Linked DNA regions of Homo sapiens: region 1 is linked to region 2. A link is an interaction called in ENCODE POLR2A ChIA-PET data of the cell type or tissue named here. Cell type or tissue: OCI-LY7. All regions are shown on one strand.

Region 1 (2,500 bases), 230 kb after region 2:
AGATGGGGCCAATAACAGTACCTATTTCAAAAGACTGTGGTGAGTATTAAATAGTTTATGTCATGTAAAGAAAATCTGCTACTATTACCCTATGCAATGAAAGTGATGGACCAACTAATTTCTAATTTCACTTCCAGCTGTAAAATCTGTAATTCTCTGAATGTGTTTTACTAGGAGGAAATAGAAGTTATAATACATTCATCCCAAAGAGAAAGACACTTTAGTGCTGTTACAGTCACACTGACAAAAGTGTGCTGCTGCTAAATACGGCACAGAAGGAGTTACATTATGAGGAGATGAACAAGATAACAGTTTCTTAAAAATAAATGAACAATGAGAACTTCACATAAAGACTTGGAAGTCAACTACATACAGATCAGAACTGATAAAGTGATGATAATAATGGGAAGGAAGAAAATAAAAAGAATAGATACAGAAAGAAATTCCTAACAGTATGGTGTCAGAGACAAAAATTTCAAGAACAATGAATAGAAAGATATCAAGGAGATGAGAATAAAAATACAGATTATCAAACACAGCAAGGGGATCATCAAAATTAAAAGCAATGGGGGTAGAGGTCACACAACAGGAAAAACATTTACATAAGAGTTTTCTCAAACGTACAAAGCACCTTCACAAATCTCGAAAGTCAAAGAGGGAATGAATAGTATGAAACTGGAAGTAAAAGTTACAGATAAATTGATTCAATTATGTTTAAGAGCACAAAAAGAAAGAAGAAACGCTAGAAGAGGAAGACCTTTTTAAACAATGAAGTGAAAAGGGGGATACGGTGGAGAAAATCAAAGTCCCCAGAGTTTGTGTTACAGAGAGTGAAGTTAGTACAAATGCAGCTGAGAACTCAATATGAATAGCTCAGTTTATATGTTACCTTATAATTTTATAACAGGGGCACAGAAACCATTTTGTCCAAATCCTTATATTGTATGTAAATGTGCTTAATATACACACACATGCAGGAAAAGAATTAAAAAACAAAAACAGGCAGGTATTAAATAAGAACAGACAGACACAAAAAACTCAATTAGAAAAAAATAGTCATTGAAATAAAGAAACTCAGTAACTAAGTAAGCTCTACAGATGAGCACCTTTGAAGAGAAAATTAGTGAACTATAAAATAGTACTGATATTCTTCCCCTCAGATATCCACAGGTTTGCTACTTCACATCCTTCATGTCTTCACTTCATGGTTACCTTAGTGAAGCCTTCTTCATCCATCTTATTTAAAATTGCAAACCACTTCCTCACAACCTGTCCCCCTTCCTGTCTACTCCTATCCCTCTTTTTGTCTGCTTTTTTTTCAAACATGTATCACTATCTAACATACTAAATTATTTTACTTATCATATTTAATCAAATCTAAAACAAAACCAATTTTAAGATGCATAATTAGCTTATATACCACTAAGGCAAGAAAAGCCGTGCCAATTTAACTAGGACATGAATGACTAGGCATTTCTACATTTAAACATCTTTGAAATTAGAAGACATGTTGGAATCAGTGAAGTGTGTTATTAAATTACTGTCTGCCTCCCCAACTAGAATGCAAGCCTATAAAGGCAGATATTTTTATCAGTTTGTTTGAGGACATTTTGAACACTGCCTGGCACTCATGGTAAGTACTCAGTAAGTGTGGTTTGAATAAATGAATGAATGACTGAATAAAAGTGCCAAAGTGCTAAGAAGGGCAAATAATATTAAGATTATACCTAGAAATGCAAGAATAAAATTACAGAACATCAAGGATAAAGAGAACATAAAAGTTTCCAGACAAGCTGACTACTCACAAAGGAATGACAGTCAGATTGACAGCTGACTTCCCACGAGCAACAACAGATGCCCAAAGGTAATACAGTATTATTTTTAAAATGCTAAGAGAAAATGGCTATCAAATTAGAATTCTGTATCTTGCCAAATCATCTATTTAAAACTGAGAAAGAAAAAAAATTCAAACAGGCAAAGGCAAAGAGTGTATTACACATTGAGCCTGGTTGAAAGAGAAAGTAAAGTATATACTTACTAAGGAAGAAAGAAAAAAAAACGCAGAAGAAAGAAATAGGTTGCAGGAAACAATAATGGGCAGTGAAATACTGTATACTGATAATCCAATCAACATCTGAGTGTATAATATGTGTATATGTGTGTATATTTTGGTAATTAAAAAAAGTTGAATTGAAAATAGATTTGTGAATTATTGGGATGCCTGTCAACGCTATAAACAATTCCAATCTATTTGGAGAATCTTTACATATGTCATTCCATGATTTTAGTTTTAAACATTCGTAAGTTTTTCATTACTCACAAAATACAAAATACTTCCTCTTCCCCAAATCTACAATTACCATTAATAGTGTCATGAAGAAGTACCTGCAAAGGGCTTGGGTCATACTTGCATCTTTTACATTTGGATCCGTAGTAAGGCTCCTGATGAGAACTGTAATCATCTGAAGAGGAATATGCTGCACAAGGCTTGCCAATGCTA
Region 2 (2,500 bases):
GTTTCAAGTAGAAAAACTTTTTATTTGTCATGACTCCCTCTTTAGTAGATTGTGAAATATTCTTGGAGACTTTAAATTAAACCTTTAGGCAATGCTGACAAATGCCATAATTCTTATCCAGAGGTTTGAAGGCCTAAGAATCACTTGTGGGGAATTTTAGAAATCTAGGTGACAGGGCCCCACCGCAGGAGACTCAATAAATCAAGATCTCAGGAGCAGTGGCTTGGAAATATGCAAAAAAAAAAAAAAAGAAAAGAAAAGAAAAGAAAAAAAGAAAAAGAAAAAAAACCTAAAAACTCTCTGGTTGAATTGGTTCTCAGGAAAATGCAAATTAACACCACAAGATACCACTAACACCCAATAGAATAGCTAAAATTAAAGACTGACAACATCAAACATTGATGAGAATGTAAAGTAAACTCTCACACGCTGCTGGTAGGTAGGCAACTGGTACACTAACTTTGGAAAACTAAAGCTGTTAAACCTATTAAAGCTAAATATACGTCTGTACTGTAACACAGTTATTATACTCATGGGTGTATACACAAAAGAACTAAGTGTTTATGTTCATCAAAAGACATATAAAGAAATGTTCACTACAGCTTTGTGTTAACTAAAAATTGAAAACAACCCAAACATCAATCAACACTAGAATAGATCCACAATTTGTGATATATTCACACAATGAAATGCTACAAGGAATGAAGAACTCTTGTTACATGCTACAACATGGATGAATCTCACAGGCTTAATACTGGAAAAAATAATGGTTTCAATGGTTCCTAAGTTCAAGAATAGGCCAAACTAATCCACAGTAATAAAAGCAATTTTTAAAAAAGTTAATTTGGGTGGAGGCTTTATTGGAAAGAGGCATGAGAAAACTTTCTAGGGGAGGGGAAGAGTACCATTCTTAATCTGAGGGGCAGTTACACAGACATCTGTATCTACATGTAGATATAGATCAATACATAAAACTACATTGAACTGTATACTTAAGATCTGTGCCCTTCACAGTAGTAAGTTATACCTCAATAAAAAAGTAAATAAAAAGAAATTTTAAAAAGTCCCTAATTGAGAAAGATTGCTTTACAGGAAAGGAAGTGTATGTATATTCTTACATGTTAGTTTATATCTACTTGACTCAAGGGGAGAATATCAAACAGAGAATTGTACTTTTTTTTATTAAGCCACTATGATCTGGGCATTTTGAGAAAAGCAACTCAGAGGCAACTTTCTAATCCTGCATCTAATTAGATTAGAGACCTTTATATGAAGTTAGTGAGCTGCTTCCCAATACTTGTTTAGCAGATCTAACAGCTTCCACCTTGTGTTGCAGAAACAAAAATAAATCTGTACATTTCCAAGAAAAACAAAATTAGTTTCTACCCTCAAATCTACTAAAGAAAAGCATTCATAGGAACCACACACAGTTTAATGAGCTAGGACTTAAAAACAGATATAGCCTGCCAGCACTTTCAGTATTCAATAATAGCAGTGGTCACCTGGGGCAGCGGAAATAACATGGTAACGATATTTTGAGAGGTTCCTGGAATCAAAACACAGGTCAGATTTTTCCCTTTTCCTTTTGTTTTCAGGGGAAAATTAGTTATTCTCACAGGGACTGGGGACAGTTATTTTCTTAGACTGTGATAACCAGTCTATAGAAATGGTCTATTTCTTCTCACATCTAGTCTGAAATTAGCATAGTAAAAAAATTATCTTGTGCTGTTAGCTAATTTTCAAGCCAACAGTAGGACAGTCAGCTCTCTCAAACAGGAAGAGCAGAAGGCTTGGGACAGATCTAGATAAAAACAAAAACAACTATTATTTAGTGATTGGTGGTGACATCTATTTGGACACAAGAGAATATAAAACAGGTAGTCAAGTCAGTGGAAGAACAAAGGCATTTTGATGTTTACCTTGTCATATTAAACTGTATGAATATGATTACAAAGGATAATAGCAGTATTCTGCTATTTAGAACTTAAATGGCTGAAAAACTTTGAGAGTCTTTTTGCAGTTTCGCCATTATGGATCAAAAACCAAAATTACAGAATAAAGTATGATTTTGGCTGCTTAATACTACATAATGAAGAACTGTTCATGCTTTACAGATTTATTCCAAGAAACTCAACAAATACTTCAACACAGTATATTAAGACACTTCTAAATGTGGCTATTTGGGGAAATAACCAGGATGAAGTTGTGAAAAATCTCAATCATAGAATTTAAAAAATAAATGCAGTTGCATTTAGATATAGCTCATGACCTCAATGTAGAACGTATTGGCAGATTAAAGTCCTTAGATACTTGTTTTATCTATTAATGAACACATAAAAATGACTTGTGATTAACACAGCTGTACTTGGTAGCCAACTCACAGACTATATATAAGAAATCTGATTAATCATACTGTGAATTTTCTTACAACCCTTTCCCAACCATGGATATTGTAAAGATGAAAAGTTCACAAGTCAAGAGTTACACTCAACCTAAATAT

What was found. Peaks named below come from ENCODE experiments on the same cell type or tissue, not always from the same donor. Only the 100,000 strongest peaks of a DNase experiment are listed, where the experiment ranks them.
Region 1: POLR2A ChIA-PET joins it to region 2 with 6 read pairs; 1 of 35 experiments calls an interaction of 5 or more read pairs at or near these places.

What each region holds. Positions count from the first base shown.
Region 1 is chr4:143,187,847-143,190,346 of GRCh38, reverse strand. It overlaps USP38 (ubiquitin specific peptidase 38), which reads right to left. Exons shown (of 10, transcript NM_032557.6): 2 at 2,386-2,500. Among named protein-coding and RNA genes, the nearest start is that of USP38, 4.2 kb to the right of the region's middle. In OCI-LY7, no CTCF peak of the experiment used is centred here; no DNase peak of the experiment used is centred here; H3K4me3 peaks cover 2,500 bases; H3K27ac peaks cover 1,865 bases.
Region 2 is chr4:143,419,449-143,421,948 of GRCh38, reverse strand. The region is part of intron 2 of GAB1 (GRB2 associated binding protein 1); the gene reads right to left. Among named protein-coding and RNA genes, the nearest start is that of MIR3139, 77 kb to the right of the region's middle. In OCI-LY7, no CTCF peak of the experiment used is centred here; a DNase peak (open chromatin) is centred at 1,498; H3K4me3 peaks cover 2,366 bases; H3K27ac peaks cover 2,500 bases.